Regions from separate parts of the Mus musculus genome. Here region 2 is linked to region 1. Evidence: chromatin loops called from intact Hi-C (ENCODE). Cell type or tissue: heart. All regions are shown on one strand. Links, peaks and the distances in the headings refer to the core of each region. The heading gives the core; the rest is flanking DNA. Region 1 holds the start of Rtf1 (RTF1, Paf1/RNA polymerase II complex component). Region 2 holds the start of Itpka (inositol 1,4,5-trisphosphate 3-kinase A).

Evidence for each region. Peaks named below come from ENCODE experiments on the same cell type or tissue, not always from the same donor. Only the 100,000 strongest peaks of a DNase experiment are listed, where the experiment ranks them.
Region 2: it touches region 1 in a loop (2.1-fold over the local background); 5 of 42 quality-filtered maps call a loop at or near these places.

What each region holds. Positions count from the first base shown.
Region 1 is chr2:119,667,988-119,683,134 of GRCm38, forward strand. It overlaps Rtf1 (RTF1, Paf1/RNA polymerase II complex component), which reads left to right and starts at 7,081. Exons shown (of 18, transcript NM_030112.2): 1 at 7,081-7,293. The coding sequence starts at 7,081. In heart, for the core only: no CTCF peak of the experiment used is centred there; a DNase peak (open chromatin) is centred at 6,934; H3K4me3 peaks cover 2,498 bases; H3K27ac peaks cover 1,782 bases.
Region 2 is chr2:119,736,247-119,751,393 of GRCm38, forward strand. It overlaps Itpka (inositol 1,4,5-trisphosphate 3-kinase A), which reads left to right and starts at 6,091. Exons shown (of 7, transcript NM_146125.2): 1 at 6,091-6,615; 2 at 12,944-13,040; 3 at 13,116-13,332; 4 at 13,427-13,631; 5 at 13,848-13,949; 6 at 14,231-14,302; 7 at 14,418-15,007. The coding sequence starts at 6,133. The coding sequence ends at 14,621. It overlaps Gm25857 (a small nucleolar RNA gene), which reads right to left and starts at 4,710; the gene lies at 4,582-4,710. It overlaps Ltk (leukocyte tyrosine kinase), which reads right to left. Exons shown (of 20, transcript NM_203345.2): 20 at 15,080-15,147. In heart, for the core only: a CTCF peak has its summit at 9,221; DNase peaks (open chromatin) are centred at 5,965, 6,645, 6,815, 8,355 and 2 weaker places; H3K4me3 peaks cover 4,193 bases; H3K27ac peaks cover 3,684 bases; H3K27me3 peaks cover 1,908 bases.

The sequences.
Region 1 (15,147 bases), core at 3,415-11,414:
TGCTATAGATTATGGAGACTTTTGAAGTTGAACTAAATGTATTTTGCATTATACTATATTTAGGTATGGTCCTCAAAGACTCATATGTTTAAACAAGCCTATGTGGGCCAGTGAGTATAATGTGATGGTTTGTATATGCTCAGTCCAGAGAGTGGCACTATTAGAAGGTGTGGCCCTGTTGGAGTAGGTGTGGCCTTGTTGGAGTAGCTGTGTCACTGTGGGTGTGGGTTTTAAGACCCTTATCCTAGTTGCCTGGAAGCCAGTATTCTGCTAGCACCCTTCAGATGAAGATGTAGAACTCTCAGCTCCACCTGCACCATACCTAAATGCTGCCATGTTCCCACCTTGATGATAATGGACTGCACCTCTGAACCTGTAAACCAGCCCCAATTAAATGTTGTTCTATAAGAGTTGCCTTGTTCATGGTGTCTGTTCACAGCAGTAAGACCCTAACTAAGACAGTGGACTAAAGAGAAAGCTTCAGTCCACCTTAGAGACTCTGTCTCTAGAAGGACTCTGTGGTGGTTTGAATACATTTGGCCCCATACATTTATATGTTTCAATGCTTGGACATATGAATTGGCACTATTAGGAGGTATGGCCTTAAAGGGAGTGTGTCACTGTGTTGGAGGGCTTTGAGGCCTCCCAGTCTCAAACTCTGCCTGATTGTGGAATCAGAGCCATTTTTTAGTTGTTTTTTTTTTTTAAGTTTTATTTATTATTATATCTAGGTACACTGTAGCTGTCTTCAGACACACAAGAAGAGGGCGTCAGATCTCATTACAGGTGGTTGTGAGCCACCATGTGGTTGCTGGGATTTGAACTCACGATCTTCGGAAGAGCAGTCAGTGCTCTTTATTGCTGAGCCATCTCTCCAGCCCCTTGTTTTGGTTTTTCAAGGCAGGGTTTTTCTGTATAGCCCTGACTGTCCTGGAACTCACTCTGAGACTGGCCTTGAATTCAGAAATCTCCTGCCTCTGCCTCCCAAGTGCTGGGATTAAAGGCATGTGCCACCACTGCCCGCCCTAAAAGTTTTGATTTATAAGAGTTGTTTTGTGTTTGCAGCCTTCACCATGCCGCCACTGCTCTCTAACACCAGAGCCGCCTCTGGCTTGCTGTGCTCCAGCCAAAGGAGAAGGGGGTTGGGGGTAAGTAAGGAGGTGTCCATACCATGGCTCTTACAAAGCAGACTGCTTGCAAATCCACTGGTGGTAACGCACCCAGGAAACAACTGGCTACAAAAGCCTCTCAGAAGAATGCGCCCTCTACTGGAGGAGTGAAGAAACCTCATCGTTACAGGCCTGATACCTTGGCACTTGCTATCAAAGTCCACTGAACTTCTGATTTGCAAGATTCCCTTTCAGCGTCTGGTGTGAGAAATTGCTCAGGACTTCAAAACAGATCTGCGCTTCCAGAGTGCAGCTATTGGTGCTTTGCAGGAGGCAAGTGGTTGGCCTTTTTGAAGATACCAATCTGTGTGCTATCCATGCCAAATGTGTAACAATTATGCCAAAAGATATCCAGCTAGCACGCCGCATACGCGGAGAACGTGCTTAAGAGTCCACTATGAGGGGAAACATTTCATTCTCAAAAAAATTTTTTCCCTCTTTTCCGGTTATCAGTAGTTCTGAATGTTAGATATTTTTTCCATGGGGTCAAAGATATCAAAGTATATGCTTGCAAGTAGAAACATAGGGGACAGAATCAGGTATTGGCAGTTTCTCCACGTTCATTTGTGTGTGAATTTTTAATATAAATGCAAGATGTAAAGCATTAATGGAAGCAAAATGTTTCAGTGAACACATTTCAACAGTTCAACATTATAACAATTATAAATAAACCTGTTAAAATTTTCTGGACATGCCAGTATTTGGATTTTTAAAAAATAAGTAAATTTCTTATTGACAGCAACTAAATGGTGTTTGTAGCATTTTTATCACACAGTAGATTCCATCTGTTCACTATACTTTTCTAACTGAATTGTCCTACATACAAGTACATGTTTTAATGTTGTCAGTCTTGTGTGCTGTTCCTGTAAGTTTCCTATTAAAATACATTAAACTAAAAAAAAAAGTTGCTTTGTTCATGGTATCCCTTCACAGCAATGAAACCTTAACTAAGACAGACCCTGTCCCAGAGATGTTTTTGTTTTGTGGTCTATCACAATGCCTCACTGGCTCTAGTTGTCATACAACTTGTTAGGTAAATAAATCAGCCTGGTCTTGAACTCACAGTGATCTTCCCACTCTAGGATTACAGTGATGTATCACTACACCCAGTCTTCACACTGAAAAATCAGAAGACAGCTTAGTGGTACAGTTCTTACCTAACTTGCACGAGATCCTAGTTTCACATTCCAGTACCACACACACACACAAAAAAAACCAATATCAGGACACAGACATTTTCTTTCTGTCTCTCAGTGTCTCCTTCTCTCTGTATTTTTGTGCTTTTTTAAATTTTAATTTGTTTGTTTAAATTGAGACAGAGTCTCTCTATATAGCCCTCTATAGTGAATCTTGAAACTTACTATATAGACCAGGCTGCTGTAGAACTCAGAAATCTGCCTGCCTCTGCCTCCCAAGTGCTTTTCTTAAAAGACAGTTTCCTCTCCAGGTTGAATCCCCAGCCCCAGAGCAGGGGGCAGGAGGCTGGCTTCTCTGCCCTTCTCTTTGGTCTCATGTTATTGTCCATAACTTATGAATGATAAATTTCCATCTTAGACCACAAGGATGAAAACAAACACTAACAAATCAGTGAGAAGTGAAAGGAGTTTGGGGATTTAAGAACTTGTTGGATCAGAGCAGGTGCACCAGTCTGAGATCCCTGTATGGCAGCCATATTTGTAATCCTATCACTGAGGAGATTGGAGGAGGAATAAAAGCATGAATTTCAGGCCAACTTGGGCTACACAATGAGATCCTGCCTCACATAGGAGATGAGAAAAGAGAATCTCAGTTGCCCTATATTGTACAGGTCTGGACTTTCTCATGAAAACCCTTTTCTACAACTCACGACTCAACTACACTGGGATTGTCATCTGCAAAATAATGCTAATCCTAAATAGCATATCCCAGTTTGTGCCACAACTTTGCTAACTTTAAATCAGGAATGTTTTTTGTTTCATTTGTTTGTTTTTGTACGTGATAGGCAAGAACACTAGCACTGAACTATATACTCAGTCCATTTTACACATTGTATCTAGTTACTTTGCAGTGTGTGCATACACACAGGAGTGTGCAGGTTCTGGAGATCAAGGTCAGGAGTCTTGTATCACACTCCACCTTATCACAGTAATTTTGGTAAAATTGACTTGCCAAAGAACCCCTTGGATTTACCTGTTTTTGCTAATGTCTAACACTGGAGTTAGACATTAGCCTGAGCCCATCTTTCTTCCTGACTGCTGTTAGGGAATATTCTACTGAAATATAAGACTTATCAACCTCCCGGGGATACTGCTGTTTGCAGATTTGCTACTACACTGGTTTTTTAAGCATGGAAAGGACAGCAGAATGGCTCAGTGAGTACAGGCAACTGTTCCCAAGCCTAATTCCTGTGACCTCTGATGGTAGAAAGAGAGAACTCATTCCTGAAAGTTGTATTCTTACCCAAGCTATAAGGAAATGTGTTGGAATGAGCTATAGCACTCTAGTATTTCTTTTAGGTACTCTCGAGTGTAATCATTGGGTGGGTTTTCTTCTTTATGTTGCCTATTAATATCAACTTCCCACACACATTTCTCTGAGCTTGTAATCCTTATCTCATCTGTTTTATCTCTGGCCTTAAAAATTGTAATTGTTGTGGAGTTTTCCATGCCAAACCCTTTTAACAAAACAAAAATGACCATCTTGTTTATTTTCAATTAAAAAAATGCAATGGTAAAAACAGGGCTGGGATATAGCTCAGTCATACAGTACTTTTCCTAGCAAAGCCCTCACCAGGAGTGGTGACAAGCCTATAATCTAAGCTCAAGTAGAAGAGGCAGGAGAACAAGAAGTTAAATGTTGGGGCTGGCAAGATGGCTCAGCAAGTAAGACTGCTCTTCTGAAATGTCCTGAGTTCAAATCCCAGCAATCACATGGTGGCTCACAACCACCTGTAATGAGATCTGACACCCTCTACTGGTGCGTCTGAAGTTGGCTACATCGAGCAGACACACACACACACACACACACACACACACACATACTCCTTTTGACCTCTGGAATAGTCTTAAATAAAAACAGTTTTTCACTTTGTTTCTGGTACTCAGTATGAAGATCAGGCTACCTTAAACTCATTGTCTACCTGCTCCCTAAGCCACCATGCCTGAAGTGTTCATTTAAAATTGTGTGTGTGTGTGTGTGTGTGTGTGTGTGTGTGTGTGTATACATGTGTGCCAGAGCTCCTATTTGGAGTTAAGAAAACAACTTTGGGAATCAATTCTCTTCTTCCACTTTGGATGGGATCTAGGGATCAAATTCATATCAGGTTTTCATGGCAAACACCTTTACTCAAGGAGTCATCCTGCTGGTCCTTATTTGGTTTCCAGTAGGTTGTTTGTTCTTTGAGATAGGGTTTCATCTAGCCAAGGATGGTCTTGAAGTTACTATATAGCTGAGGCTGACCTGGAACTCCTGATCTTTCTGCCTCCACTTCCTAAGTGCTAGGATTATCAGTCTGCATCACTTTGCCTGGCTATCCCCAAAGTGCAACAATTATAAGTGACATGTACACAGTGTTGGCTTTTTCAGAAAGTACTCTGGATACCCTTTTATGTAGTGACTCATTTAAAATTTCTAAGAACTCAAAGACTGAGAGGCAGAGGAGCACACTCAATTATCCTCATTTTGCTGATTGGAAACTTTCAACAAGCATTTTGGAAAGCATTCAAGAAGGGATTGAGAGAGAACAGTTATTTCACCAATGTAGACATTGGTTGTTTTTTATAAGGAGTAACTTGTCCATGAATTCTTTGAGGATCCTCTGGAGATGGTTTAATAATCAACAGATTTTACGCAAAGGTAATCTTTAAAGTTCATTGAATATATTATAGCTTTCTTTTCAACAATCCTGTGGTAGATGATACATTTAAAAGGTCCTTACCAGAGGCATCAGACTTAAGGGTGCCTAGAAACTCAGGAGTTTCTGTGGTCCTTTTAGATAATCTTGGCCATGGACTTCATGTGAGAATTTGCTGGGGAGCAGATGTCTAGTATTTTCTGTTAGGTAAAACTCTTCTGGAGTAAAATGGTACCTGGGTCTTATTTAGTTTGTTTCCATCAATGTAATTCTAAACATCTCTTCAAGTAGCTAATAGCAGAGAGTGTTTTCTCTCTATGGATGGTATTATATTAGGTATACATATATATTATATATACACACATTACACACAAATGACTGGGTTTTGCTATGTAGTCTAAGCGACTGTTAATATGTTATTCTTCTGCCTCAGACTGATGAGTTCTTCTGGGGCTGTTACTATTTTGAGGCATGAACATTTGTTATTGCTTTTTTTTTTTCCTTTGGTTTTCTGAGACAAGGTTTCTCTGTGTAGCCCTGGCTGTCTTGGAACTCACTCTGTAGACCAGCTGGCTTTGCCTCCCAAGTGCTGGGATTACAGGCATGTGCCACCACTACCCGGCTATTGTTGCTTTTAATGATGAATATTAAACCTAGAGCCTTACATATGCTTGTAAGCACTACTACTGAGCTATATCCAATACTTTATTTCTTCTTATTCCTCCTCCTCCTTCACCTTCTTCTTCCTCCTCTTGCATTTCAAGACAGGATTTCTACGTACAACAGCTCTTGCTGTTCTGAAACTTGATTTGTAGACAGGCTGGCCTGGAATGCAGAGATCTGCCCACCTCTGCCTTTCAAGTCCTGAGATTAAAGGCATGGGCCACCATTGCCTGGTATTTATTTATATATTGATTGATCGACTAAGACAGGGTCTTAGCCTTGGACTCATTATGCAGACTTAGGCAGGCCTTGAACTTGTGTTCCTTATGTTCTTCCTGTCTTAACCTTCCAAGTATCTAAAAATATGGGTTTATAATTACCACACCTGGCAAGGGATGTGATGTGTACTGTAGTTGAGCTGAGAAAAATAACTTAGAGAGTCAAAGTGGGATAGTAAGAAAGCAAGACCTCATCAACTTAGTCGAGAAAGATTTGAATTCTAAAGTTGTCTATCAGAATGAGTGAACCAGTGCGTTCTAAGACTTGAGAACAACTTCAAATTGTAACTGTTAATACTCCCTAATATAAACCCTGCTGCACATAAATAATATATAAAAATGCATTCCCAGCGTTGACCTTTTTGTCAGATGACTTCAAATTCAACGACATAAAACATTTCCTATACAGCCCTCTTCCCTTCCAAACCTCTGTCATATTTTCTTGACAAAGCTCACACTCATCTTCCTAAATCAGAATCTGAAACCTCTGCCTCCTCTGCGCCCCAACTAGCAAATAATTCAGAACCCATCTATTTCTCTATTCTCATTCTCTTCCAGTGTTGAAGTCACTGTCGTTCCTTACCAAAGACCCAGGACACTCAAGCGAGTTTGAAACTACTTAGCATAGCTCATTAAATTACTGCTTTCTTCCCGGGCCACCTCTCTGCTCATCCCACACCCCGACACCTGGTCCTTCCCTACAATGAATCTGAGTTCTCCGATTATCGCTGGAATAGTCTTCCCTAGTTTTTGGGTCGCATTTAGGCTGTCACTAATAACAGCCCAGGCAGGCGGACTCTGGCTCCTCCACCCAAGCTCTCAGCAATTTCCAGGGGCTGTCGACTATGCGGGTGGTCCCTGAGGCCGCATTCCAGGGCTGGAGATGGATGAGTTTCCTCAGAGTGGACCCTGGTCCGGAGGCTCAAATTCGCTTCAAGTAGGGAACTCCTGGGCAGCCTACAACTCCAACACTGCAGAAGCTTCCGGACAGCTAGATCAGGGAGCGTTGGTCCGGAACCCTCGGGCGCGTGGCTCCGCCCCTCGCGCTGCGTCGGAGGTGGGGCGGGGCGGGGCGCCAGGCGCCGGCGAACGGCGTGCGCCAGGCGGGGGGCGGGGCTAGGGGCGGAGCGGAGCGCGCATGCGCGGTCGCCTTTGTGTGGGTCGAGCGGCGGCGGTGGCGGCGGCGGTGGCGGCGGCGGCAGTGGCGGTCCCACTGGCAGGCGGGCAAGAGGGGAGTCAGGGCGGCGTCCGGCGTGGAAGCCGGGGGACCACCATGGTAAAGAAGCGGAAAGGCCGTGTCGTGATCGACTCGGATACGGAAGACAGCGGCAGTGACGAGAACCTGGATCAGGTGAGGGCAGGCCGCGGAGGCGCGGGCCGGCAGAGCGGGAGGGCTCAGTCCTGGCCACGGGAGCTGGGAGTCGCCCGGCCCGAGCGCCCGGCCAGCCTGGTGTCCGTCCCGCTACTGTAGTCCCTTCCTGTCTCCCCGCTGAATCTTAGGCCCTTGGAGCCCGGGCCAGGCCTGGAGACAGAGCCCCGAGGACTTGGCGCCTTGGGCCGGGAGGCGGGGCAGGGAATTGGGCTGATGGGCCTCGGGGTTTGGGGTACTGAAGGGGGCCGCTGTCTGCTTGGGCCGGATCGGGACGTCATGACTGCAGGCAGGGAGATTCGGGCTGGGCGAGATAGGAAGTATCGCCCGCCAACCCCAATGGCTGAGAGATTTTGGAGGAGGTGCAAGGGTGAGCATGGGGCGGTGGGAGGGAAAATTTGTCTAGAAGGTGTGGACTCTGGAAGGTGAAGTTTTTCAGACCAGGCATGTGGACATAGGAGAGACACCCATACATGTCCCGAAGAGCTTTCGTGGTGCTTGGGGTGGGGGGGAGACTATGATCATTTACGGTCGAAATGGGTTCTCGTTGGGATGTCTGACAAAAAACTCTTTGGAGGAGGAGAGAGGGCAGATAACTGGAAGTTTGAATTGTAGGGCAGCAGAGAGAGACTGTGTTCCAAGCGCTCAGCCTCTTTTATGCAGCAGCATAGAATTCTTTTTCACTTGAAGATCTGAGAAGTACTGAAAGTAACTTGTGGCTTTAGCGTCTTGGAGTACCCGGCATTGCTTCTGTACTTTAAAAAAACACTGCAGGGAGGAAGCTGTTTGTGTAGTAGTACTCTGATGGTATCAGGAGATGATTTCCTCCATGTTTCATGAGTAAATGACATAAAGGAAGGGTAGGAAGCTTTATAAATGGAGTAGATTGAGTACTAAACTCAGAATCTGTAATTCTGATTCCTAATTTCTTTCTAGCCATTTACCTTTGGTTTCCACTGTAAAATGGACATATAATATCAGCCTCATGTATTGAATTGGACAGTTGCATAAAACAAATGTTTATAATAAAAAATGTTGGTATAAACTACAAAGTATTTGTATAAAAGGCTTCTTGGGAGTCCTTAGTAATAGACTAGAGGTCTCAGGTTTAATTAGGACTTGAAAAGGGAGGGCTTGCCTGGTCTACAAAATGAGTCCAGGACAGAGAAACCCTGTCTCAAACAAACACCTCAAAAACAAAAGAAAGAAAAGGGAGGGCTCTTATGAGGGAAGAACTTGTAAGGTTTAAAGAACAAGATGCGCACACACACATTACCTTTTGACACAGGATCTCAAACTATAGCCTGGTCTATCATTGAATTAAACCAGTTCTCCTACCTTGTCCTCTTAAGTACAGGGGGTTACAGACATGGGTCACCACACCTGCCTTAAGAAAGGAATAAAAAAGAGAGAGAAAGAAAGAGAGAAAGTAATGGATACCTTTAAAAAGGTGGCAGGGAAGTAGGAAAGTAATGGGGCTAGTAGAAGGACTAAGGACAGGGACCCCTGTATAGGGATAGGAATTAAGTGAATAAATTGAAGGCATGTTCATTGAAAGACTCCTAAAAATCTACTAAAATATGTCTTGCTATCTATAAAAGTTTTGTTGATAAGTTTTTAGACTGGTAGAAACATTAGAGTCTCTATCGTACCCCCTCCCCTCTGTTTGCTGGTCTGTGGAGTGTAGATGTGAAGTGCTCAATTTACATTGTCACATTTTCAAGTCATGGTCAGTTGACCTTATTTTTTCCACTTTACATTTACAAGAAAACAAGATTAAAGAAGTTAAAGCAATTCACTAGTAAGTAGTAAAATTGGAATTTAACCCATTTACATCCATAATGTTTCTACCACATCAGGTTAGTATAGTCTTTTAGTTTTACACAATGCAAAATGAAAAAAAGTGCGCTTTTAAAAAATTATCATTTTGATTTGTTTCTTTTTTAAAAAGATTTCTTTTTTTTGATGTGTATGAATGTCTTTCCTTCATGTGTATATCTGGACCATGTGTGTGCCTGTTGCCCACTGCCCACAGAAGCCAGAAGAGGGTATTAGACTCCCTGGAACTGGCCTTACAGTTATGAGCTGTCATGTGGGTACTGGGAACCCAGGTCTTCTGCAAACAGCAAGTTCTTGTAACAGCCAAACCATCTCTCCAGAACCTTGGTTTGTTTATGAGGAAGGATCTTGCTGTGAAGTCCATGCTGGGTTTGAACTTAAAAATTCTCCTGCCCCAGCGTCCAGAATGCTGTGATTGCAGACTTGAAGCATCACTACATCCAGCTTCGTGCCCAGCTAGAGAATAATGTTTCACAGCTAATTTCCATGTTACTAAAACTCGGGTTTTTAAGGTACACTAAATAAGTTATCAAATCAGTTAGAAAGTGTTTGGGGTGGGCTGGGGTGGAGAGATGACTCAGCGGTTAAGAGCACTGACTGCTCTTCCAAAGGTCCTGAGTTCAAGTCCCAGCCACATGGTGGCTCACAACTATCCATAATGAGATTTGACGCCCTCTTCTGGTGCTGTCTGAAGACAGCTACAGTGTACTCATATGCATAAAATAAATAAATAAATCTTTAAAGGTTATTAAAATAAATAAATCTTTAAAGATTTTATTTATTTTTATTTATATGAGCACCCTGTAGCTGTCTTCAGACACACCAGAAGAGGGCATCAGAACTGGATCAAAAGTTCCTTTCCTTGTACATCCTAACAGGGACACTAGTGCCTTCTGGGATTTTGGGTTTTTTTGTTTTGTTTTTGTCTGTTTTGCGCTGTGCTTGGCTCTCTGTCTCAGGTGACTTTACCAGAGTCTTTTAGAAGAAATTTAGTCAACCTGACTTAGGATTTTAGGAAGCCACAAAACATAACCATTCCATCCTGGATCTTTCCTGACCAAGATGGCTTTGGTCTGTGCCATTTACTGCTGAATTTTCATTGGAGGTTTGACACTGGTTTAGTTCGTGATTTTTTTTTTGTTGAAGATTTAAAGATTTATATATTTTGTATATGTAAATACAATGTAGCTGTACAGATGGTTGTGAGCCTTCATGTGGTTGTTGGAAATTGAAGTTTAGGACCTCTGCTAGCTTCAGTCAACTCTGCTTGCTCAGGCCCAAAGATTTACTTATTATTATACATAAGTACACTGTAGCTGTCTTCAGATGCTCCAGAAGAGGGCACAGATCTCATTATGGATGGTTGTGAGCCACCATGTGGTTGCTGGGATTTGAACTCAGGACCTTTGGAAGAGCAGTCAGTGCTCTTACCTGCTGAGACATCTCACCAGTTCATGATCCTTGAAGAAAGAGCAAACTATGACAGATCTGCAAGTGGCTTAACAATAGAAGAGTGGTGCACAGTTAGTAAGGAGGACCTGTCCCTAAGTTTTCTAGTTAGGAATCTAAGCCATTCTGTCAGAATTACTATAACACCTCCAACTTAGTATTGAAGGACAGGTGGATAAGCAGGGTAAGAAGCCACCTTGGGTGCTTATTTAGAATGTAGATTGACTGTAAAAACCCAACACTATGTATGATGTATATGTACCAGTTTTAGAAAGGCACACATGATCAAGTAAAATAAAATAGGTTGGGTGGGGGTATGGGGCATAGTTCCTACCTCTACTAAACCAGACCCCAGAGACTAAAGTCCTGGATTCTATATTTGTAACAGGTACAGGCCAGGCAATTATGATTCATGCTCATCATTGAGACCACTGTTTGTATGTAAGTTCATCTTTCTTAGTAAGACATTATAACTAGTTGGGGAGAGAAATAGCTGCTTGTGTTTCCTGTATTATATCCAAGGTAAGGGCATACCTGCAACCCAAAGAACTTGACAGCTATTTAAAATACCAAAGCTGGTAGTTCACTTAAATCTATAATACAGATTTACTGGTGGGATGGTTTTTGTTGTTGCTGCTGGCATTGAACCTAGGTCATCATGCATCCTGAGTGCATGCATCATGCACCACATATTATGTGGTGCTGGAGATGAAATTAGAGAGGTTAGCAAGCATTGTACCAACTGAGCCTATATTGCCAGTTCCAAAACTCTGATCTCAATTTGAAAATTTGGAGGTGTGTGTGTGCGCGTGTGTGTGTTTGTGTGTGTATGTGTAAACCGCTGGGAATCAGACCCAAGGCATTACACACACTGGGAACATGCTCTGCCACTAAGCTATACTTCTGAGCCTCGGAAGATTTTCCTTTTGCATGTAAACTGATAGTGACTCTTTTAAAAAAAATTGGCCACATTATTGTTTTCCCATTTTTAATTGCAGGATACTTGTCGTTGGTGTCTTACTCAGCCCTAACCTGCCAGGAAAGTTCACAGCTGTAATCCTAGCCCTCAGGAAGGCCAGACAGGACTACATACCAAGGCCCCCCCACCCAGCTTCCTGCTTTGCCTTTTCCATACTTGTTTAAGTGTATATATAACTAAAATGTTTTATAGTTTTCTTCCTTTCTTTTCATTCCTTGTTCTTTCTGTTGAAAGTGTCTCACTTGTAGCCAAGCTTGCCTGAAACTTATGACAGTGTGTCTCCCTCGGTCTTGCAAGTCTCAGGGGTACATGTGAGCCACTATTCTTGTTTCATAGAAACTTTGTTGTTCTTTGTTTGTTTCTCATCAACTTGAAGTGACAGCAATGAAATTTGCCTTTGAAGATGACCTGGTGGCACAGCCTGTAATCCCAGCCACTCTACTCAGGCCAAAGCGGGAGAATCACAAGGTTAGGGCTTGCTTGTAAGCTGAAGGCTAGAGTGACTGCGCAACCTGGTGAAACCATTTCAAAAGGCAAGAAGAGAGCTAGAGATAAGATTTAACGTTAGGGTGCTCACCTAGCATGCAGGAGGCTTTAAGTTTCAACCCCCATACTAAAAAAAAAAAATAGTTTTTATTTTGAATAGGCCCACTAGATATTTTCTAGTGGCCTCTGTTTAGCATATTGTATAAACCATTGATATACAGTATCCTATAAATGTTTCTTATAAAACTTGGAAGTTTAAAATTACACTTTTTCTTAATTTTGTTTTATGTTAGTCGGGCAGATTTTGAAGGCTGTAATGAATTTGTGAGTGGCAGTGTTAACTTGTGAAGTTTTAAGTTTGTATAATAATGTTATATGTAGCTTGATTCAGCTTATTTACTAAATTATTTTCAGTTGGCTTTTATTTGCAAATGGTTAGAGAAGAGTGAAGTCTTTAGCAGCTTTGATTAATTCTGTTTGTGTGTGTGTGTGTGTGTGTAGTCTGTCTGTCTGTGTAGCTGTGTGTTCATTCCTGAGAGCACACGAAAACACTCTAGCACTGATCTCTATCTCCAACCCCTATACCAAAACTTTTTAGAAAAATACAAAACCCATTTAAAAATCCTTTTCTGTATTTTCTTCATTTGGGTAGGGAGCACAAGTGTGGTAGCCAGAGTATATAAGTGGTTCTCTTCTTTCATGGTTCAGGTTTTAAGGTTCTGGGACCTGAACGCAGCCTATCAGGCTTGAAGGCAGCGTGCACCCTTTTCTGCTGAGCCATCTTACTAACTCAAAACTTGTTTTAGACTTGGTCCTTCAGTATATTTATTGCTCATTGAAGAGTAGAGATTGTTGTTTTTCAATGAATGGCTTAGGTTAGATGAATGGAGTAGAAGTGTCTGCTGCCTTCAAGGACCTTAGAGATAGGTGGCAAAGAAAAGGCAGGATTTGGATCGCAGGTTATGAAGGAAGGGCTGGTATATGTCAGGCTTATTACTGCCCTGATAAGGATGACATTTAAGCTGAGACCTGGAACAGATGTTAAGGAAAAGGAGATTATGGCTGCGGAGATGGCTCAGTGGTTAAGAGCACTAAAATCCTCTTCCAGGAGTCCTGAGTTCAGTTCCCAGCGACCACATGATGGCTCCCAACCATCTGTAATAGGATCTGATGCCCACTTCTGTGTCTGAAGACAGCAGCAGTTTATACATAAAATAAATAAATAATTCTTAAAAAAAAAAAGAAAAAAAGAAAAGATTAGGAGAATGAGGAATAAAGGGGAAGATACTGTGTGTTCGCTTTTGAGGAACCAGCGTGTACACAAGAAGCTAGGTGGGAAAAGTGAAAGAAATCCAGAGTAAGTGAGGAGGTCTGTACATGTGAAACTCAAGGTTTTTTTGGTATAGGATCTTATTGTATAATGCAGGCTGGCTTTAAATTCAGAATAGTCCTTTTCCCTTAGTCTCCTAAGTGCTGCCATTAAAGATGAGAACCACCTTACCTAACTGTAGAAACAGAAAATGTTTTAACTCTGAGGATTCAGAAGTCAAGTTGTCTTAGTCTGGGTTTAATTGCTGTGAAGAGACACCATAACCAAGGCAACTCATAAATGACAACATTTAATTGAGGCTGGCCAACTGGCTCCATTATCATCATGGCCGGAAGCATGTCAGCCTCCAGGCAGGCTTGAGGCTGGAGGAGCTGAGAGTTCTGCATCTTGGTCCAAAGGCAAACCAGAGAAGACTACTATCTTCTGCATTGGGCGGAGCTTCAAAGCCCACCCACACAGTGATGCATTTCCTCCAACAAGGTCACACCTCCTAATAGTGCCACTTCCCATGGGCCAAGCATATTCAAAGCACCACACAAGGTTAATGGATTATAGGTGACATTAAGAGTAAAATGAACTTGAATAGAAAACTTAACATTTATTGGATAAGTATTGTTTCAATAAACTTGTATTTCATTTAACTATATAATGGATATGTAGCTTTTTTACTGTAGTCTGAGATTAAAAAAAATCCTTAGCCACATGTAGTGGTTCATATTTAAAGTCCCATTACTCTAGGCACAAGGGGAGGCCAGTTTCAATCATGTGAGGTTTTGTCTTCAAAGACTAAGGGGGAGCCCCTGAGATGGCTCAGGTAAAGGTTCTGTTACCAAGCCTAATGACCTGAATTCAGTCTTTGGGGCCCACATGACAGAAGGAGAGAACCATCTCCTGAAAGTTGTATTTTGACTTTCACATGCAGGCCAAGGTACTCAAGTGTACACACACAGGTAGGCAGGCAGGCAGGCAGGCAGGCAGGCAGGCAGGCAGGCAGGCTGATAGATAGATAGATAGATAGATAGATAGATAGATAGATAGATAGATAGATAGATAGATAGATAGAGGTAAGTAGATAGACTTATAGATAGATGGAGAGAGACAGACAGACAGACACACACACAGAAAGACAGACAAATAGACAAATATAATTTTTAAAAAGTTACAAACCAAAGGGATAAGGCAGAATGATTCAGTAGTAGAGTGCTGGCCTTGCTTCTGTGACCCTCAAGACCCCTCACACACACACACACACACACACACACACACACACACACACACACACACACACACAGAGGAGGAGTGATTGGATAGTTGATCTTTACCAGTTGACTGAATTTAGAACCACCTACAAGAATCCAGTCCTGGTAACTTACACTGTAATACCACACTTGGGAGGTGGAGGCAGGAAGATTAAGGAGCCCAAAGTCATCCTTGGCCACATAGTGAGTGTGATGCCTGCCTGGGCTCGATGAGAATATTTCAGAAAGTTAGCTGAGGCATGACGCCCTACACAGAATCATTTCCTAGAGGAAATGAGGAAGGCAGCATAACATAAGCAAGCCCTCCTCTTTCTCCTTTCTGCTCACTCGGGCATGAGTGTCACGTCGGTTCTACAATATTTAGACATTTCTAGAGCTCCATATTTGTTTTCCATTTGTAATAACTTTGATGGGAATTTGAAGGGAAGGTTGCCATATTGAGTGCTGATTATGTGCAAGTTAAAGAATTATTATTTTATTCTGAAATTAGTATT
Region 2 (15,147 bases), core at 4,317-12,316, 69 kb after region 1:
TGCCTGGTGGGTGAAACTTTGAATGCAGATTCTTGGCCTGAGGTAATACCCAGCTATTGGAGTACAGGCACAGCTAGAAACTCCAGCCTGCTCTGTAAGATGGCCAAGGACCAGGGGCAGCACTGTTACTCATCCCCTAGCACTACCACTTAATCCCAATGCCCATGTCTCTGTGACACAGTACCCCATCTCTTAATAGTGAGCTAGACATGGTAGCCCATGTCTTTAATCCCAACACAACCACAGCTGTAGCTAAAAAGGCAGTGTGTCTGGCATTCACAGGGCTATAGATGCAATCCCAACAAGCTTTAAGGAGGTGGAGGCTGGACAGATAAAAATTCAAGGTCGTTGGGACTAGAGAGTACTCCAGAGGTCCTGAGTTCAATTCCCAGCAACCACATGGTGGCTCACAACCATCTGCAATGGGATCCATACCCTCTTCTGGTGTGTTTGAAGACAGCTACAGTGTACTCACATAAAATAAATCTTAAAAAAAAAAAAAAAAAAAAAAGCAAGGTCGTTGTCTTCAGCTACATAGTCAGTCTGGTTTGGGGAATCTTCCGGAGGCCTCACTCCCCTTCCTTGTCATTACCTCTGGTCTTCCAATATATACCACCATCCATAAATTACCAGAGTATTTGGAACTCAAGCCAGAAAAATAGAATCTCAGCAAACTTCCGGTTCTTCCCATAACTACATCGAAGCCCCATCCAAAAGTGCGAGTTTCTCACCATCAACTTCCCCCTTTACCCTTATACCCTTCACCACCTAGCTGAATCCTCATAGGACCAGCCTCTACTGTGGGTGCCCTTTCAGTTTCCCCTAGCGCAGCACTTATTAAACTGGAGTTGGGACCGCAACTGCTTACCTGACCGCTGATGAAAGGAGGGGAAAGGATCAAGCAGACAGGCCCAGACTTTCTGATTCCAAATGCTTCGCATGCACAGCGGGAGGAACTGGGGGATGCTTTGCCAAGGGCGCCTGCAGCATCAAAAGCCCAGGCTTTCTGTTGGGTTCTAGAAGCGCGGCTGGGAAGGGTGGAGCTGGCGGGTTGGCACTAAGCGCAGGTGTGTCCTAAGGGATCTGATGGGCCCTGTGCCTTGGCAGCCCAAGTGGAAGCATGACTGGAGGGTGAGCAACAACTGGGATGGATCGGCTGTGGTGAGGAGCACCTGTGAGCGCTTGCACGCGTGAGAAGTGTCCCTCCCTCCCCCAAGCTGGAGGCACCCCTTATCTTAAGGGAGCCGAGGTCTTGACACTGAGCCAGTGTGGCCTAAACTCACCTGCAGTGGACCCTAGCCTCTGGGACCCTGGGCCAATGGCTGCTTTCCAAGGTTCCTGCTTCGGATGTTCTGTGTACTCGGGCCCCCTGAGTGGGTCATATCTGCCAGAACTGCATCTCCTACTCTTTCACTGGGAGATGCACGGACTTTCCTAGTGAGCACTTACTTTAAGCAGACTCAACATAGCATACATGGGTGGGGCTTGAGCAGCCCTGGTTTCACACTGAGTCCCTGACCAAAGGCCCTCTGGGAGGTCATCACCTCCAAATCACTGGCCCTACAGTCCCCTGTCCTCAAGAGACTCAGAGGAACACAGACTCCTTGAGAAACAGCAACCCTTGGCTCTGAAGTATGTCAGGAGAAGACTGCTGTAACAGCACATACACAGGGATGGTGACACAATTTGTTTTAGACAAGTATGACAGAATATGGGAGGTGGTATTCTCAGCTCTGCTATCATGGCTATTTCAGAACATTGTCACAAAGACTATGGGGCAAATTGGTATAGGGCAAATTGCTAGAGAAGAAACCCAGAGCTGAGAAGTGTCAGAGGTTGGAACTGTCAAGGAACACACCCTGTGTGTTTCCCCTTCCAGAAGGACTGCCCTTCACCACCCTACAATTGAAGATGGGTCCAGGTTCCCACCAGCCCTCTTTTTAGAATGTCCTGGGCAGAGCCAAACATCAGAGTGACCACTTGAGAATGTTCGAAATAGGTAAAGAAACCAAGAGACCAAGGTTCGCAGCGCTCCCCTGAGGACCCATTGCCAACAGTGAAGGAAGTCCTGTAGCATCCTATAGTCAATTTTCTGACAGCTCCTGTTCGGTTTTCTTCCATTAAAATGTGAGATAATAGTCACCTCAGGAACAGAGCCATTTGTTCTTATTTCCTTTGCAACTAGCACAATGGCTGGTTCTCTTGTTCATTGCAACTACTCAATAGATATTTGCTCAGTGAGTGAATCAAGATATTCCCACAAAACACTGGAGTCTTACTTTCAGCACATCGCTTAGAAGGACCAAGCTCCCTCGGGCATGTGTTACTAGAATGAAATTTTGTACTAGTCCCACCAGAGGAAAATGATATCCTAATCCCTCCCCTGTAACACTGAACTAGTTCCACTGAGGAGGACCTGGAGTCTCAGAGTAATGAGTCCCTCATTCAAGAGTGCATGCTGTCCTGCCCTCTCTCTCCCTCTGTCTGTCTTGCAGAACTTCAGAGGAGCTGGAGAGATGGCTCAGCAGTGAGAGTCCTCTAAGGAGGACATAGGTTTGATCATCAGCACCCACAAGGCAGCTCACAACTGTCTGGAACTCCAACCCCAGGGGAGCCGACACCCTCTTCTGACCTCTGTGAACACTGGGGATTCCCATGTGGTACACAGATAGGCAAGCAAGCTAAAGACCAATACACACAAAATAAAGGGTTTTGTTTTGTTTTGTTTTGTTTTTTAATTTAAAGAAGCTTTTAGAAACTGCACAGGACCAGATAGACGTGGGGGTAGTGAGCAGTAATTTTGCTTCAGCACCTGGAGTGGAGGCAGAGGATAGAGATAAATTGAGCACATGGGGGCGGCGGGGGGGGGGGGGACACGGACACGCACACATGCACACACACGTGCACACACATGCACACACGAACACAAATGTACAAGCACACACACTCACATGCACACATGCATGTGCACACATGCACTAATGCATACACACAGACACAGACACACATTCACATGCACAAACACACAAGCAGGTGCACACACACACACACACACACACACACACACACACACACACACACACACACACACACGCATGCACCCCTTACTTTGCTCTTTCTATTTCCAGGCCTCTCCTTCCCTATATTTTTGTCCCATGGCTGTTGACCTCCAGGAGAGACATAACCCTCACACATACTGAGTCCAGGTGGCTAAGCAACAGGGAAAGGACTCAGGCACCTTAGTATTTGAAGGTATAGGAGGACTAACCCATGAGATGCCTCAAGAAAACAGGTTGAAAGCTGGTTGTGGTGGCACATGATTGTGAGCCCAGCGCTCAGGAGGTTGAAAGTCAGCCAGGGCTGTCAAGATGGCTCAGTGGTTAAGAATGGTTAAGACTGCTCTTCCAGAGGTCCTGAGTTCAATCCCCAGCAACCACATGGTGGCTCACAACCATCTAAAATGAGATCAGATGGCCTCTCCTGGTGTGTCTGAAAACAGCTACTTTGTACTTACATAAAATAAATAAATAAATAAATCTTTAAAAGAAAAAAGAAAGTCAGCCTAGGCCACATATCTGGACTCTGTCTCAAAAACCAGATACTTTGTTTCCTATGACAGTTAGCTGGTCTGTGGCCAAAGCAGAATGACTCGGTGGCCTAGCTCAGAACAATCCCTCAAGGACCCCCCAAAACCTTGACATAGTCCTCTATGCCCCAGCTCTATGCCCCTTGTTCCCTTCCAGACCTTTTGTTTCTCAGCACACAGGAGGCCACCACCCCACACACTCCATAAACTGATTTCCTTCACATCCCTTCTACTCAAGCAACAAGAAGTGGAGGAAGCTGGGTATGTTAGCTTACATCTGAGGCCCTGGTATTGGGAGGCTGAGGCAGGAGGATTACTAGACTTGGAGGCTTACTATTTATTAGTTTATTATGACCTATCCAGGCCTTGCCTCAGTATGGAAGTTCCCTCTGTTTTCTGCCTGTCCTTATTCATCTAACAAAATCCACCTAGACAGCACATACTGTTGTTATTGTTGAGAAACGGTTTCATGTAGCCCAGGCTGGCCAGCTTATAACTATGGATGGATGGCTTGAATCCCTGATCCTTCTCCTTCTGCCTAATAGAAGGTAGCATAGACATTCTCTGTGGCCCACAGCAACATTCTTTGGTTCCTGCTAAACTTGGGTGAGGACGTGATACAAGAAAAATAATTGTTCTGGGATTTCTCTCAGCTGCTAGGCTAGACCTTCAGCCTACTAGTCCAGCATTGTCCACACACTGCCTGGCACACAGGTACCCAGTAACATGCTCCCTCCTCCCTCTTCCTATTTTCCTCTGTCAGGTCCCAGTCTACCCTCTGAGATTCCCTGCTACAAGCTGGCATAGCTCTGGGCTCAAACACTCAGACATGCACACCTCTGCCCCAGAAAACGTTTCCAGGAGTCCATGCTGTTTCTTCACTTCTCCAAGGAGGAAGCAAGTGTTCAGACTGTGGTTTCCTTTCTCTTTTGCTTTCATTCCTCCCACACACCTCCTCCTCCTCCTCCTTTTTTTTTTTTTTTTTTAATTCCAAAATCTATACAGAAGCTGAGTGGCAGCTGCAGGCACTGTGATGACCTGGGCTGTCAAAGCCTCCCCATTACTCTGGCATGCAGTTGGAGATCCCATGGCTACAAGCAGCCACCGCCCCTGGAAACACCCCCCCCCAACTTCTCCCTTTATCAGTCAGTCATCTAGAGATCTTCTCTCTTTGCGAAAGGTTCTCCTCCTCCCTCTTAACTTCTGGCTGAAGAGAGAAAAGGCAAGTCTCATACTTAACCCTGGGCTTGCCCCAGCAATCCCAGGGTTGTTGTTCTAGGTGTTCCATGACAGGACCCTCAATTCTTTTAGGGGAAGGCAGACAAGTCTGGCTTCTGCTCACAGTAGCCTTGAAGTTCAGCTGAGCACCTGCAAGCAGAGGCCAGAGACCCATTCAGAGATGACAAGAAGGATTTCCAGTGTCTGAACTTCTACATCGGTGTTCTCTTTTCAGTATGCAGCCATAACTCTAGGCCGTGTGAAGTTTTTCTTCTGTTTACAGATAGGGAGATGGATAGAAGGAGTGAGCCAAGATAGGGTGGCCCGAGACACTGGCTGTCTATTACAACACTAAAAAACACTCGCATTTTTGGAGCACCAAGACTTTTTCGTTCCTTTCATGCTGGGCATGGAATCCAGTTCTAGTCGCGTACTACGCAAGTGCTCTACCGCTGAGCTACGCACTCAACACCCATCTCTAAAATTTTACTCTCAGAGCAACCCTGCAGCTCCGCGACGAAGGAGATTCAGCAGTTCAGAGAGGCGAAAGGACTCCTTTTGAAACCACAAAGCTCCAAAGGGGCAGGAGGGGGAGGAGGAGAAGAAACAGCTAGTGGGGGGCTGGAGAGGGGCGGTGGAAATGCAGGCCACCACCGGCTGTGATACTTGGAGAGAGTCAGACTCCGCCTCTTGACCTTGTTCTCTGCCCGCTGGGAAGTGGAGAGCTTCGAGGGGTGGGGGTGGGGAGCAGTCTCAGCTCGACCCTGGCCACAGACTCTAGTTGGGCACACTCCTTGAGGTGTGGCTTCCTTGGGTGGCTGACGGCCTTGAACTCCGAATTAAGGGGCCCAGGCCAGAGAAAAGCCCCAGAGACTCAAAAGACTTTGACCAGGAAGGTTGGAACACGGAAAGGAGCCCGAGGAAGCGAGTGAAAGAATGGGCACAGCTTCTTCCTGTGCAGATTAAGACCTCTGGTTCCCATTGAAGGAATCCCTCAAAAGCCGCGGGAGGGCACTGGGCTCAGGTGCGGGGCAGGTCCCTTCTGCCACCTTGAGGGCAGGTCTAGAGATAAGGCGGGGGCCGGACCTGGGACTTCCACGTTACACTCGGGACACTGCAAGCCTCCTGCAGCAGCGAGGGCCCCCGGAGGCCCGCGCTTTCTCAGAAAGTGAAAGGAGTGGGCGGGGGGCGCGGCCGGGGCGGGGCGCGGCCGGGCGGGCGTTGCCGAGGCTCCGCCCCGGGGCAGTCCCAAGCCCGGGGCGCTGAGCGTCTACAGTCCCCGCCGCGCCGCGGGCTGGTGGGCTCGGCTGCGGCTCCGGTGCCGGGAGATGACCCTGCCCGGGCGCCCGACGGGCATGGCGCGGCCACGGGGCGCGGGGCCCTGCAGCCCCGGGCTGGAGAGGGCTCCGCGCCGGAGCGTCGGGGAGCTGCGCCTGCTCTTCGAAGCGCGCTGCGCCGCAGTCGCCGCTGCAGCAGCCGCAGGGGAGCCCCGGGCCCGCGGGGCCAAGCGGCGTGGGGGACAAGTGCCCAACGGGCTCCCGCGTGCTGCCCCTGCCCCGGTGATCCCTCAGCTCACTGTGACAAGCGAGGAGGATGTGACCCCGGCCAGCCCAGGGCCGCCAGACCAGGAGGGGAACTGGCTCCCAGCTGCGGGGTCGCACCTGCAGCAGCCACGCCGCCTCTCCACCTCGTCCCTCTCCTCCACCGGCTCCTCGTCGCTGCTCGAGGACTCGGAGGACGATCTGCTGAGCGACAGTGAGAGCAGGAGCCGCGGCAACGTGCAGCTGGAAACCAGCGAGGACGTGGGGCAGGTACGGGCCGCGGGGGCGGGGCCAGCGGGGGCTGCGCGCCGGGGACTCCGCTCTCTGCTCTGCTCTGACCGGCTTGCGTTCCCCGCCGAGAGCCCAAGCGGGGGACAGGGGGCATGGGGGCGGAGAGGGAGCCCAGGACGACCTCTCGCCTTGGTTCTTTTTCGGGGGCTAGGCAGGCGATGGTAACTGAGTGCCTGGGCGTCTAAAGGAGGTTGAGGAGTACGCGACCCACGGAGCGGGAGCCGGCGGGTCGGCTGGCGTACCTGGGTAACTGTCAGGTAGGGCTGGAGAGATCAGAGCGGGGTAGCCTTGCCCCGGGAGCCCTGAGAGAAAAAGGGGCGCGTGAGCTTTTCCCTCTCCTCCCCCTCTCGGTGCCGCGGCCCCACCCCCGCCGTTGCCACGGTTTCCCTCTCTTGAGTGGGAGTGGAGCGGAGCTCCTGGCTCTGCTCCGGAGCCGCTGCCGTCTGCTCCCCGCGCGCGCACGAGGCGTGGATGCGGGAAGGGAGGGGCGCAGGGCTAGAACCGAGCGGAACCAAGATCCACCTGCTGCGTCCCCCCTCCTCGCCCTGGCCTACTGCTCCTAAGTGTCCTGGGAAAGGTAAACTGAGGCTGACAAGAGCTTGCTAGTCTCTGTATGGCAATGTGAATGTTCCCGGGCCAATTTAACCGGCAGCTATCACCAGCCAGTGTGAGGTGAAGTCATTATTCGTGGTATGGCCCTCCTTGACTGGAGGTTGAACTCAGGGCCTCAAACACAGTAGGCAAGCACAACCACCACTGAGCTACATCCTAGCCCTCTTTTCTTGACACTAAATTGCCAAGTTACAGTGAAACACAGTCTATAGCCTATTCGGGCCTTGAACCTGCGATCCTCTTGTGTCAGTAATCTCCCTTGTTTTAACCATGGCCAGATAACTAAACTAACTGCCTGTGGACTGTGCAGCGTTGCTCTAGATGCATTTTACGCAAGCGTTCCTCGAGTGGAAAGAGAGAGAGAAAAAAACCGGGAACGCCCCGCTCTGCCCTGAAGGCCGCGTCCTGGCGACTTCGAGAGTAAGACGCGCGCCCAGGTTGCCTAGACACCTTGAGAAGAGCGCCGAGGTGTGGCCTGGGCCTTCTGGAACCTGGCATCCCTGCACACTAGGATTGGACCGAGGGAGGCAGTGTAACGACTCGAAGTGGCACTGTGACTCAGAGACTTGCAATACAAAAGAGAAAAGAGGGTGGGGGACTCACAGCAAGGATGTCGTCCCCCCACTTCCCGTCATCAGGTGTAGGTGCGGGGGCTCAGTCACGAGTCCTCTGTGCCTTTCGTCCTGACACCGTACGATCCGGTACGGTGGTCGTTCTTGGGGCGACTCTAGACTAGGTACTGAGGCGAATGTCGCCGAGGCCGAGGCTTCCCCAATACTGTGACTTGTGAGCAGTGGGAGGACCTCTGAAGAACCTGTACCGTAGATCTGCCACTCCCCTGCTCTAATCTCTGACACGGAGAGGCGGGCCCCTGTGAAGGGCGCGACCGGTGAGAGCTGGGAGGACCCGGGCTAGGGCGCAGGCACACCCGCTTCCCTGTTCCGCCCGCCAGGACCCCCTAATTGCTCAGGGAGAGGCTGTGTGGAGGAGGACTTGCAGTCTAAATCTGGGTCCAGTGTAGGTAGCTCCGGCAGGGGTCAGGACATCCAAGAGAAGCCCAAGCTAGCTGTTCCCTGCAAATCATCTTCCTTTCCCACCCTGGGTCTCCTCCGGGAGGCTGCAGGAGCGGTCCAGATGGCCTCTCAGGGACCTTTCAAACTCCCAGGTTGTCTCCCAGGCTTCCCAACCCCCCCGCCCGCCGGGGCCTCCCCGAAGGCAAACAGCTCCGGAGCTGCAGATAAGCCTGGAGCTGTTGACAGAGGCTGCCTGCGTCTGCGTGGAAGGGCCGGGAGCGGACTTTGCCTCACAGCAGGCCCCACAGCACACACGCTCAGCCGGCCTTTGAGGGCTTCCCCGGTCAGGAAGCAGAGCGGGTCCCACTGACCGTAAGGATGCACCTGGGGAAAGACGGTTCCTGCATTGTAGGGCTGCCGCCTAGCCAGCCAGCATCTCACACCCGACTCGAGGCCCTAGAAGGCTCTGCCTGTCTTAGCCAGGCTCCACGACCTTTCCTTTACTTCCTAGGCGCTTGTACAGCCTGCTCAGAGCAGGACATGAAGAGCTGGCTGGGCTCCCTCCAGCGGCCTTTTCTCTGATAGAAGGAAAATTCAAGAACAAGAAAAACTGAGCAACCAAGGGAGAAGCAGGAGGCCTACTCCAGGGGCAAGTGGTGTGACTCTAAGGCCTTGGCTGTCTCCTCAGACATTTGTGGGAGTGACCCTAGCAGAAGAGAGGGTGTTTTGATGCTTATTCATCTGGTTTTATTCTCTCAATAACTCAGGCTAGGTAAGGAGACCTGGATGCTGTCCCCTCCTGGACTCAGAACCCCCACACATCATTTTTCACTAATTATAGAGCAGAATTTAGGTTAACAGACTTCCTTTTTAAAAAGCAAATGCCCATGGGAAGGTGAAGTCGTGGGTCACTTATACCTTAGTGCAAATCATTTAGTAAATTTAAATTGGTTGCTCTCCCCACCATCACCACAGGGAGTGCTAGTTTGACAGGACAATTGGAACATGGGGAGGGTGTTGGGCTGGCAGAAATGTCAACCAGGATTGGTGACTCTATAGAGCAGTGATTCTCAACCTTCCTAATGCTGCAGCCCTTTAATGAAGTTCCTCATGTGTGGTGGCCACCAACCATAATATTTTTATTGCTACTTCATAACTGTAAGTTTGCTACTATTATGAATCATAATGTAAATATCAGTGTTTTCTGATGGTCAGATGACCCCTGTGAAAGAACTGTTTGTCCCTCACATGGGGTCGCGACCCACAGATTGAGAACCTCTGTTATAGAGGCCGAGAACACGATGGAAACTAAAGACAGCAAAGGATGTAGTCTGGTAGGGAATGGGCTGTCCGGGCTGATGTAAGGAGCAGATGTTCACAAGGCTTCCGAACAGAGCTTAGACAAGGAAGAGGTCTAAGGCTAGGACACAGCAAGTCCCTACTTATGGAGACACTCATCTGGAAGGAAAAGAAATTATCAGAGGGGCCTCGTTTGTCATCAGAGCATCGTGGACACTGGTTTCTTGACCTTTGCACCAACTGTCAAGGCAGCCTGTGGTTGGTGGAAGCAGTCTCTCCTTGAGGCAGGGGTGGATCATATCTTCCCTGATGTTGTTTATGAGCCAAAATCTTCACCCACCCCCCCACCAATCCAAAGTGACTATCTAGCAGTCTTTTGGGATTTATTTGGTTGTGAGTATGTTTTGTTCCTTGCAGAAAGAGCCACTCTTCGGAGCGAAGCTGGCAGTGAGTTGGCTTCCATGGGGCTTACATCAACTGGATCCATGTTTGGCCATATCTGTTATTGGCAAGGAACGCTACACGTTGTTATAAGAAATTTCAGGAGCTGTCAGGAATGCTCTGCTGAGATAGTGGGCAGGAAAGCGACTCACAAAACCAAGCCGGGCAGTGGTGGTGCATGCCTTTAATTCCAGCACTTGAGAGGCAGAGGCAGGCAAATTTCTGAGTTCCAGGCCAACCTGGTCTACAGGACAGTCAGGGCTATACAAAGAAACCCTGCCTCAGGGAAAAAAAAAAAAAAGACTCACAAAACCAAGGAGAGTGCGGAATGGCTCTATTTCATGTCAGCTCAGGGACAAGTTGATACTGTTATCATATATTAACTGGTCAAACCATCATATATTTAAAGACCTATCTCAATGTTTCACAGCCTGGCCTCAAATTTCTGGGTTCACATAATCTTCCTTTTTCAGCCTCCCACGTAGCTAGGACACAGCCATGTGCTACCAAGTCCAATGAATCGGCTCCTGTGAGGCCTCAGTTGAGCCTTCAGTCCTTTCACTGAAATCACAAAACCCCAGCTTGGTGTGGTAGCATAAGCCTTTAATCCCAGCACTCGGGAGGCAGAGGCTAGTAGATCTCTGAATCTCTGAGTTCAAGGGCAGCCTGGTCTACAGATTTAATTCCAGGACAGCCAGGCGCGCGCACACACACACACACACACACACACACACACACACAACTCTATCTTAGAAAGAAATTACAAAACCCCCAAAGGAATGGTGGTGAAGTTTCCTTACACAGCCCAAGCTGGTCCTCCCGCTGGGATGACTGCAGAACTAAATGTACCCTGGTTAAGTTCATTCTTGCCCCACCCTCCCTCAAAATTTTGTTAGGCTTTTCAAACCACTCAAGCCTTTCACCATTAAAGGAAATAAGAGAAGGCCCCTAAGCCCACCTCAGAGATTAAAACCTTCATAATACCCTCTAGCTATAAATGTTCCACCTTGTGAAAGCTGTCATGTGGTATCCCATTTGACCCCTAGGACCAAAATATAAAAACTGCTAGATGATTGGATCACGGTGAGGAGGTTGGGCTGATCAAGAGCATAAGTGGGAGTCTAGAAACAGGGCATGAGGATGCTAGCTTCTGCAAGCCTTGATCATAGTCATGCTGTGTGTGGGCATCGAGATCATCAGGAATCTCAAGTGAGAGAAGAGGTCTAGGATGCTCCTGCTAAACACACATGCTACATACATCACCTCCCTGGAATTTTACTTGAGGATTTGGAAGGAAGGGAGTTTTATAATAAAGCCTGGATTTATTATGCAGCAAAATGCAAACCTTGTATGTATTTAAAGATTTATAAAAGGAGTTTTGAAAGATGTCATGTTTCTAGTGGGCTGCTTCTGGCTACACCCCCAGATCCCTGGGGATTGGACATGTGATCACGCCCTAGTGTGCCATGTTGGGAAAGTGAGAGCAATGATGACCGTGGGAAGATGAGAAGGGATGCAGAAGGCAGTAGCCAGTGGGGCGCCTCGTGCTAGGGCAGCTGCTACGCCTCCCTGAGGAAATGGTACTTGCTTGGATCACTGAGCTAGGAGGTAAAGGAAGCCAGGACTTAAAGCAACCGCTCACTCCCTACCCAGTGCCTTGTCATCAACTCCACCTCTTCCATAGGCAAGGCTTTCCGCTCAATTGAATTCTGCTACTTAAGTGACCTCATTTCTTCCCTTTGGTGAGGAGGCTAGTTCCTGGGTTCTAGGAAGACAAGCATCAATGGGACAAGGCTGCAAACAAGATATATACATGAGCCAGCCCCCGAATGTCAAAGCAAACACAGGGCTGCTGAGTTTGGGGTAGAAGGTGGAAATGCCAGGATTGAGTGGAAGGCAGAGTAATGGCAATGAGGCAAGAGATGACACCCCAAAGACCCCCACTTACCTGCAGTTTCCTCTAAGACCATAGGCCTTCTACGTTATATTTCCTCATCAGACCATAGGGTTCTTGATCCAGATCGCAGCCAAGGATGCCTTGGGCTTTTGGCTTTGTTGTCTAGTGTGTGAGATCCAAGCAGCTAGAGGATCCCAGGGAGCCTCAGGCCATTCTTTTTACAAGCCCTGGCAGACTGGCCTCCCCTCTCTGGTCTGAAGACTTGATTGTTGTTGTTGTGCCCTGCTAAGGGAGAGAACCAGATCCCAAGTGAGTATGTTTGGCCCAGTTCTCTCCAGGAGTTGGATGGGGAGATTCAAATTCAATTCATTCATTACAATAGTGCTAAAAAAAAAAAATTGCTGGTGTGGTGGCACCTTTAATCCCAGCACTCAGGAGGCAGAGGCAGGCGGATTTCTGAGTTCGAAGCCAGCCTGGTCTACAAAGTGAGTTCTAGGACAGCCAGGGATATACAGAGAAACCCTGTCTCAAAAACAAAAAAAAACAAAAAAACAAAAAAAAAAAAACAAAAACAAAAAAAAACCCCAAAAAACAACAACAACAAAAAACAATAGTGCTGAAAGTGTAATTGTTTCCCCATTTCACAGATCTGCAGATTTTTAGTTCCTTCCCTGGCTTACTCAAGATGTCCCCGTGATAGATCTCATAATCAGCATCAAGTAATTTTTGATAGTCACTGAGTTCAAAACCCTTGCCAGAGCCCACTTAATGGTAGAGCTAGATTTAACCCTGAGCCTCCTGGTGCTAAATCTCTGGATCCTTTCAGCCTGTTTGAGTAGCTAGAACGACCTTTTCTCCGCCTGTCTCAGCACCTGCAACACTGGCTTGCAATACATTTTCTTTGGGTAGGCCACTGAGTGAGTGGGTAGCAACTGCTTGGATGAAAGACCTTAACTGCTTCTAGTGGGATGAAACCAAGCTGAAATCCTGCTCTAGAGGGACATTACTGAGACCTGACTTGCAGACCTGGACCTGTTGCTTTCAGAAAAGCCACTGGCAGAAGATCCGTACCATGGTCAATCTGCCTGTCATGAGTCCTTTCAGAAAGCGCTACTCCTGGGTGCAGTTAGCAGGGCACACAGGTGAGCATCATTGCAGGTGGGTGAGGTTGCTGCCACAGGAAGGCGTGGGCAGTTCTAACTGGTGCCCTTGTGCAGGGAGTTTCAAAGCTGCCGGCACCAGTGGCCTGATCCTGAAACGCAGCTCGGAGCCTGAACACTACTGCCTGGTGCGGCTGATGGCTGACGTGCTGCGTGGGTGTGTGCCGGCCTTCCATGGCATAGTCGAGCGGGATGGTGAAAGCTACTTGCAGTTACAGGACCTGCTCGATGGCTTCGATGGGCCTTGTGTGCTTGACTGCAAGATGGGTGTCAGGTTTGTGTCCCCTCTCTTTGTCAGGCAGAATCAGTCCGGAACCAAGGACTGGGATAAAAGCTCACATGCCCTGGCCCCTACTTGCACTTCACAGAACTTACCTGGAAGAGGAGCTGACCAAAGCCCGAGAACGACCCAAGCTGCGGAAGGACATGTATAAGAAGATGCTGGCAGTGGACCCTGAGGCACCTACTGAGGAGGAGCATGCGCAGCGCGCCGTCACCAAACCACGCTACATGCAATGGCGCGAAGGCATCAGCTCCAGCACTACACTCGGCTTTCGCATTGAGGGCATCAAGGTGGGTCAGGCTCCCCTCACTTTGCATGGCCTTTCTTCTATCCCACCTTCAGTGCTCCTGACCTCCTGCCTCAACCATCACCAAAAGACACCCTCCGGTAGCCATCTCTTGATCCCCAGAGGTTAAGGCCCCGGGGAGGTACCACTGCCCTTTGCACGATCCTCTCTCCCCCCAGATGGGTCCTGGGCTCTGACAGTCCTTGCCCACCTCCTTCAGAAAGCCGATGGATCTTGCAGTACTGATTTCAAAACTACACGAAGCCGAGAGCAAGTGACCCGTGTCTTTGAGGAGTTCATGCAAGGAGATGCAGAAGTGCTGGTGAGAGGAGGTTCCCAAGCCCTGGGGTCTGGGCACCTTGTTTACAAGGGCGCCTCTTGCCTATGTCCTCCTCGCCTGTGCTACCCCCAGTGGTAGCACTTCCCTTGTGGTACTGTAATTGTTTTTCTTTCTCTCCTTCGTGAGCCACTTCCTACCCCCTATGTGAGTGACTTCCCCACTACAGTGTTTGCTAGGCAAGTTGAAATAAATGCATGGTGCTTCTAAGAGTCAGTAACGCCGCCCTTGGTGTGAAATTAATCTGTCCACTCTGACTCTTCCAGAGGAGGTATCTGAACCGCCTACAGCAGATCCGGGATACCCTGGAGATCTCTGATTTCTTTAGACGGCACGAGGTAAGTAAGAGGTGGGGGGGCTCAGGGTGTGAGTTTGGGCTTTATGAGACTCAGAATGGGAAAGGGGGGTGTTTTGGGGGAAAGCAGGTGGCCTGACTGCCGTGGGGATCGGCAGGTGATTGGCAGCTCACTCCTCTTCGTGCATGACCATTGCCATCGTGCTGGTGTGTGGCTCATCGATTTTGGCAAGACCACGCCTCTCCCCGATGGCCAGATCCTGGATCATCGGAGGCCCTGGGAGGAGGGCAACCGTGAGGACGGCTATTTGCTGGGGCTGGACAATCTCATTGGCATCTTGGCCAGCCTGGCTGAGAGATGAGGCTGAGCCCTTTTCCCTCAACGTGGGCCGGCTGGTCAGACAGATGTGCACCTGTGGCTGCATCCCCACCATGCATGCCGGCAAGAGACTGGAACCCCGCTGGGCGGGCAGTTCACATGGTCCTGCAGGACCGGGTGCCATCCACTAAGGGGGTGTAGTACATCAGGAGTTGCCTACCACACAAGCCTGTTTCCCAGAGCTGAATGACACTAATTTATAGGGAGGGGGAGAAACAATGGGCTTCTCCCCCAGCCCAGCTCTTCTCAAGTGGCTTTGCACCTCTCCAGAGGGTCCCGATCCATAATTGTACTTCACAGGTATATAGACTTCCTGGTCTAACTCCTGCACTACAGTGGACACCCTTCCTAATAAAACTCAAAGATTCAGCTTCTGTGACTCCAGCCTCCTCCCCTTCACTTCCAATTCTCTCTTCCACATTCACTCAGAGAACTGAAGAATTAGAAGGGTTTATTGTTTTTATTACCATTATTATTACTAAAACATTTGTAGCCCTGGAATGAGCAGA